2 separate regions of the Homo sapiens genome follow, and region 2 is linked to region 1. A link is a loop called in an ENCODE intact Hi-C map of the cell type or tissue named here. Cell type or tissue: heart right ventricle. All regions are shown on one strand. Each heading gives the region's core, and the rest is flanking DNA. Links, peaks and the distances in the headings are about the cores only. Region 1 has its middle 20 kb from the start of TNPO3. Region 2 has its middle 10 kb from the start of TSPAN33.

Region 1 (5,503 bases), core at 219-5,218:
GCTAGAGTTTCTGAGTCACGAGGCCTGGGGTGTGGCCCAAGGATCTGCTTTTCTAAGGAATTCCCAGGTGGTACCGACACTACAGGTTAGGGGCTTGACTAATGGTGAGGACCCCTGCTCTGGGCCAGAGGGCTGAACCAGAGAGCTTAGTTCAGCATCCTCCCCAGAGTCCCCACCCAGCCTGTGAGCATCCAGCAGGCCCAGTCCCTGTCTTTGGGTTACATGAGTCTGTATCTTTCTAACAAATTCTCCCTTTTTTCCCCTAAACAGCTTAATTGTGATATAATTCACACACCATACTTAATTGTGATATAATTCACACACCATACAATTCACCCACTTAAAGTATTACAACTCAGTGGTTTCTAGTATATTCACAGAAATGTGCAACCATCACCACAGTCCATTTAAAAAGGAAGGAAATGTTGACACATGCAACAATACGGATGAACCGAGGACATTATACTAGTGAAATAAACCAGTCGGAAAAAGACAAATATTATTTGGTTCCACTCATAGGAGGTAACTAGAATAGTCAGATTCACAAAAACAAAGTAGAATGGCAGTTGCCAGGGGCCGAGGGGAGGGGAAAATGGAGAGTTGATTTGTACAGAGTTTCAGTTTTGCAAGATGAGGGAGTTCTGAGGACTGGCTGCACAGCGATGTTGTAACCACATTACACCAATCTGGTTCAACTTCTATGTAGCAAAGTTGTGAGTTGTTTTTCAGTGGTCATGGCCCTGCAGGTTGGAGGGGGCAATGCCCGGATGAACATCGTGTGCAACCATGAATGGGAACTAAGTGCTCGGACCAAGGAACCAGGCTGAATTAAGAAGCAAACACCAGGCTGGGCGCTGGTGGTGTACGCCAGTAACCCCAGCACTCTGGGAGACCGAGGCAGAAGGATTACTTGAGCCCAGGAGTTCGAGACCAGCCTGGGCAACATGGTGAGATCCCATCTCTAAAATAAAAAATAAAAATAAAAATAAAAGCAGACACCATGGCAGGACCCATGATCCAATCAGATTGAGCTCTGGGGTGACCCTATGGCAGGATCTAGTCAGATCACTCCTCATTACCCTATGCTAATTAAAATCCAACCCAGCCTCCAGCTCCAGGAGACAGATTTGAACATTTCTTCCTGTCTCTTTGTCTGTCAACTCACAAACCTTTCTCACTGCAAAAACTGTGTGTTTTGGTGTTTGGCTTTCTGTTGCATGCTGGCAAATGGACCCAGTTTTGGTTTGCTGACAATGCGAATATACTTAACACTGAACTGTACATTTAGAAATTGTGAAGATAGTGAATTTTATATTATACCTTTTTTTATTTTGCCACAATAAAAAGTAATTTTCTCTGTCTTTTTTTTTTTAAAGACATATGGCCTCTGTCACCCAGGCTGGAGTGCAGTGGTGTAGTCATAGCTCACAGCAGCCTTGAACACCTGGGCTGAAGCCATCCTCCCACCTCAGCTTGCCAAGTAGCTGGGATTACAGGCATGAGCCACTGTGCCTGGCAAAAGTTATTTAAAAACTTTTTTAATGTCTTTTAAAAGGAGACTTTCTGATGTGGTCAAAGGAAGCAGTTGGTATCCAGATTCAGCTGAACTTAATACACTTCCTTGGTTTAATTTATGGAAATATTTATATAGTTCCCATTTAATTATCCTCCAAGGACATGTCTGCTCAGAGGATCATCCTAGTTCTCTGGCCAACAATAAACAGGAACTGAGACAGAGTGATGGACGATATGACTCTTAGTGTTTCTGTCATGGCACATTGGCCTTTATGGGTCATTGCCCATGTGTTCCAGGATTTAGGATGAATTTTAATATGTCACTCTGCGTGGGCTACGGATTGGGTTTTATTAGGGAAAGTGAAATCTTACAAGGCTGGGTCAACAAGCAAAGGGGAAGCAGGAGTCTCCCATTCTATTCTCCGTCCCATAGAGAAGTATGTGAAGGTCAGGGTCTCAGCTGGATCTGCAGGATAGGTCCATGTTCTGCTGTATTAGTTAGGGAATAAATGTAAGAAACCAGTCTGTGAGTAGGGAACACATGAGTGGTTTGGGTGCTGGGCAGCTTGGATGTAGGGTGCCAGGGGTTCAGAGGAGATGGGAGGAATTCCTGCTTCCCAGTATTTGGAGACCTTGGGCCTGTGGGAAGGTGCAGTCACCCTGTGTGAGGAGGGAGTCTGCCCATGCTGTGGAGGCTGAGCTCCTTCCACCAGGAATAGGCTTACTTGCAGTTCCAGCTGGCTGGCCCAGGTAACCTTGAATGAGCTTCCAGAGCAGCTTCCAGGCAATTCTGCTCATTTCACCACAGTTTCTGAATTCAAAAATAAATAAAAAACACATTTGTCCTATTTGGTGTTCTTTGTTTTCTATGACTCTGCTGCTTTCCTCTTGAAGAATCACTAATTTGCCTACTATAACTGCCTATGTGTGGTCTCCTTTTCAAAAGGCAGCTCTAGGATTGCTTGAGCCTGGGAGGTCCAGGCTGCAGTGAGCTGTGATTGCGCCACTGCACTCCAGCCTGGATAACAGAGCAAGACCCTGTGTCAATAAATAAATAGTTAAGTAAAAAGCAGTTCTTATGAGGGATATGAACAGGCTCCTAAAGAAACACAAAAGACTAATAGATACATGAAAAGATGTTAAGCCTCACCAGTAGTCAATGAAAATGCAAGTAAAGAGCAAAATGGCAGCACTTTTCAATTATATTGGAAACAGTTTGCATATTGAAAAAGATTTGTCTATGTTATCAAGGTTGTGCGGGAAAGGGTGTCATCTTGGAGTGCTGAGGGGAATTCTAGCAATCTATGCCAAAATTTTGAATATCTGTAACCTCTGACCCTCAAAACTACATTCCTAGGAATTTATTCCAACTAGGTAATCTGACAAGTGAGCAATGATAGATGTACAAGATTATTTGACAATGTATTGCCCACATAAGTGAAAAATGGAAACACTATGTACACCTATGGACAGGTAGTTAAATTCTGAAACATCCACAGAGTGAAATACTATGCAGTCATGACAAAGAATGATGCATACTACCATATGCCACCAATTCTAAAATGATTATTTTATGCTTTTTCACAGTTGTTACATTCCATGGCATATCGCAGTTTATTTGGCAGCATTTTTTTCTTTCTTAATGGCACCTAAACTTATAGGGCATTTAACAGGTGATAGCATATTATGTTTCATGAAATATTGTATATTTGCTGACATACGGCTGAGTGGAAAATGGCCTCTCTAACCATATGTAATGTGGTTCCAGTTACATGCAAATTTTAAGATATGTTTATATTGGCAGGGTGTGGTGGCTCACACCTGTAATTCCAGCACTTTGGGAATCTGAGGTGGGTGGATCGCGAGGTCAGGAGTTCGAGACCAGCCTGGCCAATATGGTGAAACCCCATCTCTATTAAAAAATACAAAAATTAGCCAGGCGTGGTGGCATGTGCCTAGAGTCCCAGCTACTCGGGAGGCTGAGGCAGGAGAATCGCTTGAACCCGGGAGGCAGAGGTTGCAGTGAGCTGAGATCATGCGACTGCACTGCAGCCTGGGTGACAGAGTGAGACTCTGTCTCAAAAAAAAAAAAAAAAGATATTTTTATATTTATACATGCATGCACATACCAGAAGTTAGCAGAGACCCCACCCCCACTCCTTCACTGCCTCATTTCTTGGGATTCCCGGCAGAGTTTACACAGATTCCCTGCTAAGGCCACAGGCTGTCGAAATCCAAAACTATCCTTGTAGATTTCTGCCAGCCCCAGTGCTCCTTTTCCCATGGTCTCCCCTCCTGCCATCAGAGCTGCTTGCAAGGAATCCCACGTAGAACTCCCTATCATGTAGATGGAGCAACTCAGAGCATTCATGAGGTATTTCTGGAAATGCTTGGTGACCATTTGGAGGTGGCAGGGAATGGTCACATGGGCAGGTCACAGCTTTTCTGTTCCTATTAGCTTCCTCTTTCCTTCTTTCACCCCTTTCTGGAAGGAGTAAAAGAATCTCTTCTCTTCATCTTGTGTGTAGAATTCAGGATGGAAGCCTGGCTTAAGGGATATTTCCTCCTTTTTGGCACAGTCTCCGAAAATGTCAACGTTTCAAAGTGTTTGAAGGCAATACATTGACACAATGGTTGTTGAGACTATGAGAAAGAATATTTGAGAAAGCAGTGTGTCTTAGTCCATTTGGGCTACGATACCATAGACTGGGTGGCTGATACACAACAGAAATTGATTTCTTACAGTTCTAGAAGCTGGGAAGTCCAAGATCAAGACACAGGCAGATGCAGTGTCTGGTGAGGGCCCATTTCTTGGTTCATAGATTGCAGCGTCTTGCTGTGTCTTCACATGGTGGAAGTGGCCGTGAGGTTCTCTGGGGCCTCTTTTATAAAGTTACTAATTTTATTGATTAAGTCTCTGCCCTCATGACCTCATCTCTTAAAACTCCCACTTGCTCATGTCATCATATTGGAGATGAGGTTTCAATGTATCACTTTTGGGGGCACACAAACATTCAAACCATAGCACAGTGTGAAAGTAACACAGTGAGAAAGCTAGAGAAGTTTTCAAAAACTGGTGTGTTTTTAGGTGCCTGCCAGCTACCACCCCCAAACAGTGCAGGGAGGCTGTTTCCTTTCTTGGGTGTTCTACTGACCACTAATTTTTACCTCTAACCCAAACGTTTATTAAAATATTTTCTTCCAGTTTTCATCAAACTTGAACTGTTGCTCTGTAAAAGACAATTTTAAAAGAATTAAATAATAAACTACAGATGAGGCATAATATTGCAAATCACATACATGGCAAAGAATTTGCATCTGGAATATATAAAGAACTCCCAAAATTCAGTCATAAGAAATGGACAAACAACCCAATTTAAAAATGGGCAAAAAACTTGAACAGACAATTCACCAAAGAAAATATATAGAAGACAAATAAGTACATGAGAAGATGTTCAACATCATTAGCCATTAGGGAAATACAAATTAAGATATCACTACACACTTAATAGAATAATAAAAATAAAAAATAACAGGCCAGGAATGGCAACTCACGTCTGTAATCCCAGCACTTTTGGAGGCTGAGGTGGGCAGATCACTTGAGGCCACGAGTTCAAGACCAACCTGGCCAACATGGTGAAACTCCATCTCTACTAAAAATACAAAAATTAGCTGGGCCTGGTGGTGCACACCTGTAATCCCAGCTACTCAGGTGGCTGACGCACAAGAATTGCTTGAGGCTGGGCGCGGTGGCTCACACCTGTAATCCCAGCACTTTGGGAGGCCAAGGCAGGCAGATCACAAGGTCAGGAGATGGAGACCATCCTGGCTAACGCTGTGAAACCCCGACTCTACTAAAAATACAAAAAGCTTAGCTGGGTGTGGTGGCGGGTGCCTGTAGTCCCAGCTACTCAGGAGGCTGAGGCAGGAGAATGGCGTGACCCCGGAAGGCGGAGCTTGCAGTGAGCCGAGATGGAGCCACTGTACT
Region 2 (5,268 bases), core at 269-5,268, 60 kb after region 1:
TACCCCCTGCAAGTACTATCACAAATACATGAATTTAATAATAGAGGTAATGTAGTCTATGAAACCCAATTATATCCGACCTCTTTCAACAAGAGACAAATTTCATCTTTATTTTTTGTTGTTTGTTTTTAGACAGAGTCTAGCTCTGTCTCCAGGCTGGAGTGCAGTGGCATGATCTCTGCTCACTGTAACCTCTGCCTCCCAGATTCAAGCAATTCTCCTGCCTCAGCCTCCCAAGTAGCTGGAATTACAGGCCCCCGCCGTCACGCCCAGTTAATTTTTGTATTTTTAGTAGAGATGGGGTTTCACCATGATGAAGATCATGATGGTCTTGATCTCCTGACCTCGTGATCTGCCCACCTCAGCCTCCCAAAGTGCTGGGATTACAGGCATGAGCCACTGCGCCCAGCCAATTTCATCTATTTTTATTTAACAAAATCATATCTGTAATGAACTGATCATACTTGAAATGCAAAATTCAATTATACTTCAATATTTTTTATTTCTTTTTCCTGTGTCATTCCATTAGGAGTTTGTGACGGACTCCCCTTGCCTGAAGAACCCTTAATGGTCTTCCCCAGAGGTAGACACTTTGCAAGGGGCTGCAGGTCCCCTTAGGACTGATATCTACTACTTTCATTGCTCCTAGACCTATGTGATTTAGCTTATAGCAGGTCCCTCAGAATGAGGTACAAAGTGTAACCTGTGAAGAGACAAAACACATGTTGAAGAATTACATTGTTTTACCAATTTATGTCAACCAATTCCCGGACTGAAAACAGTTTACAGATGCAGAACCTCTCGCATATACCAATTTATATCAACCAATTTATATCATTCTGGAGAATATGTGTGGGATTGGGTCCTCAGAGTATGGGATCAGGGTGAAAGAAATATAAAGTGGGGCCAGGCTAAATGGATTGCTATGAGCTCACTAAGCAGAGATTCTGGACTTCATATTGTTAGCTCAAGTTGTTAGAAATGGTTCTGATAGTTTGTTTGGTTAGTTAACTTGAAGTCTGGACCCAAAGGTGGCTTAGGCTGAATAAAGTTTCCTTGGTATACTATGGAGCAGAATTTCTCAATCTTGGCATTATTAACTACGAAAGAATCAAAATGGAGCCACTTATGTTAAAAACCCTGGCAAATAGAGTGGCAAAGTCCATGAAGGAAGGGTTCTCATGCATGAATCCCTGATAATAAGAACTATTACAAAAAACTCTACAAAACCACAACCTTGCACAAAGGCCATCTCAACTTTACACAGAAAAATACTTCTGCAAGGATGTACATCTGCACAGCAACTGACCATCCAGCCTCCCTTGTTATTGATCCATGTAGCTGAGAATAATTATCTCAAAACAATTATGTAATCCTTCTCACTTTTCCTTTAAAAACCTTTATCTTCCTTTACCTCCCTGAATATGCCTCAGTTACTATGGCACGTGTATTCTTATTGCAATGCCTCTTCCCCAATAAAATGATTTTCTTTTGGAGAGTCTCCCTTTCTGTTTGCTATTTAGGTTGACATAACGTAAGACTTTGTGGTGGGGTGCTGTCCTGTGCACCGTAGAATGTTTAGCAGCAGTGCTGAGACTAGGGTGAGTTGAGTGAGACAGCTAGCTTTGGGCCCTGGGTACCTCACTCACCTAATCCTTGTCCTGGCTTCATTTAGCAGTAGCCGTGGCTCCTAGACACTAGGTACCAGTAGCACCCACTAGCTGTGACAACCAAAGATGTTTCCAGACATTGCCAAATGTCTCTAGGAGGCAAAATCACCTTTAGTAGGGAACCACTGCTATAGAGGAAAGTTTCCAAAGTTTTCATAATTACTCGTTTCTATCATGTGTAATATGTGTTATGAAAACTCGCAGTGCAAGGAAAATGCCTGGAATTCTGCCTAGATGTAAATTTATAAGAATGTAATAATGATGACTAGTAAATACATAATTCAAAAATATCATCACTTTGGAAATGATATGCCATGGATTTACTTCAAAATAGTCCTGTGGTGGGGGCAGTAAGTGCGAGTGGTGATGAAATAAGAATGGCTACAAGTCGATGACTATTGTAGCTGGGGGTTGGGTTCATGGGCCTTTGTTGTACTATTATTATCTTTACCTCATATATATTTGATTCCATGACATAAACTGTTTTGTTTGTTTTTGAGATGGAGTCTCGCTGTGTCACCCAGGCTAGAGTGCAGTGGCGCCATCTCAGCTCACTACAACCTCCACCTCCCGGGTTCAGGCGATTCTCCTGCCTCAGCCTCCCGATTAGCTGGGATTGCAGGCATGCACCACCACGCCTGACTAATTTTTGTATTTTTAGTAGAGACGGAGTTTTGTCATGTTGGCCAGGCTGGTCTTGAACTCCTGACCTCAGGTGATCCACCCACCTCAGCCTCCCCAAGTGCTGGGATTACAGGTGTAAGCCACCGTGCCTGGCCTATAAAGTTTTTTAAAAATCATCTTTTCCTACTTAAGCCCATTCTTTTGTTTAAATTACTTGTTTCAGTTGTTTCACGTTGACTCTGCCTATTATTTCAAGTTCCTCTGATCTTTTATTTTGCTGCCTTATTTAGCATAACTTTTGCTATATGACATACTTAAACAGGTATAACCATGCTGACAAGAACAGACATGCTTAATCTTATCCTCAGGCATGGTTGGGTGCCAGTCTCCGTGGGTAGCCTCATCTGCCACTCCTTTCATAGGCCTTACGCATGGACCACTGGCTGCCTCCTGTTGACCATACGTTTGCACCCCTCTGGATCACCATGCACTTTCCTGTCTTCTCTGTTCAGCAAAATCCTCCTCCTTCCTCTAGCTCAGCTCAAATGCCACTGCTCTCTCCTCTTCAGCACTTCGCTTCCCTTTCATTCCGGCCCACTTCCCTTCTAGCCATGTCAAGTTCTCTTTTCCTCCTGCTCCAAAAGAGCTTTGCTCATATTTTCCTTGTACTATTTATTGCATCCTATAGTTTGCCATTGTAATAATAAGAATTATTTGGTTGAAAGAAAGAGAAACTAACTTACACTAGATTAACAGGAAGTCTATTAAAAGAATAACAAGGAAACTCTTCAGACTAAACTGCATGTGGCCAGCTGGGCCTGAGGGATTAATCCAGGAATTAAACACTCTTCTCTCCAAGTCTCTCTCCTCTGTGCTCTTCCCTGGGTGACTGGTTCATTCTCCTGCAGCAAATCAACTATTTCACTCTTTAGTCCCCATGGCAAAAAAACATGGGTGTCCCTCTGCTACCAAGTGTATCTGTTAGAGGTTTAGCCACACAAAGAGTGAGTGAGTATCTCTGTGTTTTGAGAGGGAAGGAATTCATTGGCCCAGTTTAGATCAGGACTTATCTTCAGGGAGTGGATGGTGGGTGGGCAGGATCACATGGTACAAAATAGCCACCACATCTATGGATGGGGATGGAGCAGTTATGGGTACATAGGGATATGGTAGACCATCCAAAACTTCCATTACAGTTATACACATGTCTAACTCCCCAGTTAGATCGTGAGCTTCTCAAGGGTACTGACAGTGGCTCCTTCATCGTTGTGTGCTTTTGCCAAGAAATACATATTTATTAAATGAATTTATAACCAATTCTGTGGACCTTAACTTACACATTAGGCTCACACAAGCATCTGAAATAATGCATACAGATATTCTGATAGACATTTTAACATATAATAAACACTTTGTGGGCCGGGTGTGGTGGCTCACACCTGTAATCCCAGCACTTTGGGAGGCCGAGGCAAGTGGATTGCCTGAGGTCAGGAGTTCGAGACCAGCCTGGCTAATGTGGTGAAACTCCGTCTCTACTAAAAATACAAAAATTAGTCAGGCGTGATGTCGCACGCCTGTAGTCCCAGCTACTAGGGAGGCTGAGGCAGGAGAATCACTTGAACCCGGGAGGCAGAGGTTGCAGTGAGCCCAGATCGTTCCACTGCACTCCAGCCTGGGCAACAGAGAGAGACTCCATCTCAAAAAAATAAATAAAATAAAATAAACAATTTGGGGCAGACATTCTAGTTTCCTACTCATATCATTTCTGCCCTTCTTTCTTAATAGAACCCCACTTTTTTTTCCTTCAGGGGAGTAGTACCTTCAGTTAGCAATATTTACTCAGAGGTGATGATGTGGCCCAGTTCTAGCCAATGAGATATTAGCACAAGTTACTGGTAAAGCATCTGTGAATATTTTGTAAAAGGGACAAATGTGTCTGGCGTGTAACTTTTGCTTCTCTCTTTCCTTGCCTGGAATGTGAGTGTGATGTTTGGATGTGCAGCAGCTACCTTGTGACCATGAGAATGAAGTTTGCTCCCTAAGATGGGGTAGCAGAAAAATAGAAGGAGCCTGGCTCCTGGCTCCTTGAGGACTTTAGTAAGTCTTTGAGTGCAAAGGATCAGCCCTGAACAGTCTGTCCCCAGACTTCTTGTTGCCTGAGACAAAAAGCAAATAAAAACAAAACAAAACTTGTTTAAGCCATGGTTGGTTGTTTTTCTGTTACTTGCAGCTGAACATAGTCCTAACAAGCTTTTTTTAAAAAAGAAAAAAAAAAAAAAAGATTGGCCAGGTGCAGTGGCTCACACCTGTAATCCCAGCACTTTGGGAGCCTTAGAGGGTGCCGATTGCTTGAGCCCAGGAGTTCAAGACCAGCCTGGGCAACATGGCAAAACTCCATCTCTACCCCCCCACCCCCCCAAAAAAATATATATATATAATATATATTTTTATATTATATATGTGTTATATATATGGTATATTTATATATGTGTGTGTATATATATGTGTGTGTATATATACATATATATATATTCAGCTGGGCATGGTGGTATGTGCCTGTAGTCCCAGCTACTTAGGAGGCTGAGGCAGGAGGATTGCTTGAGCCTGGAAGGAAGAGGTTGTAGTGAGTCAAGATTGTGCCACTGCACTCCAGGCAGGGCGACAGAGTGAGACCTGTCTCAAAAAAGCAAAATAAAGCAAAACAAAAAAAAATTTAAACTAGAACTTATTTTTTAATTGTGCAAGCCCTATGCTTACCTAAGGAAAGATACTAGATCCTTTAGAGATGTTTTTCAAAAGTATTGTCCATAGATGATCCACATCAGAATTACACAGGCTGCTTGTTAGAGAAGGTAAATTTTCAGTGTGCTTGTTTGCTCAACCTAACCTCTCAACCGAGAATCAGAATCACTGGGGCTAGGGCCTGGAAATCTGCTCTTTCAACAAACTCACCAAACAATCCCTGAGCTCAGAA

What was found. A loop is a pair of places that touch in the nucleus more often than their neighbours do. Peaks named below come from ENCODE experiments on the same cell type or tissue, not always from the same donor. Only the 100,000 strongest peaks of a DNase experiment are listed, where the experiment ranks them.
Region 2: it touches region 1 in a loop (2.9-fold over the local background); 1 of 110 quality-filtered maps calls a loop at or near these places.

The regions. Positions count from the first base shown.
Region 1 is chr7:129,072,153-129,077,655 of GRCh38, forward strand. No RefSeq gene overlaps it. Among named protein-coding and RNA genes, the nearest start is that of TNPO3, 20 kb to the left of the region's middle. RefSeq lists an enhancer at 584-693. In heart right ventricle, for the core only: no CTCF peak of the experiment used is centred there; no DNase peak of the experiment used is centred there; H3K27me3 peaks cover 348 bases.
Region 2 is chr7:129,131,910-129,137,177 of GRCh38, forward strand. No RefSeq gene overlaps it. Among named protein-coding and RNA genes, the nearest start is that of TSPAN33, 10 kb to the right of the region's middle. In heart right ventricle, for the core only: no CTCF peak of the experiment used is centred there; no DNase peak of the experiment used is centred there; H3K27ac peaks cover 1,349 bases.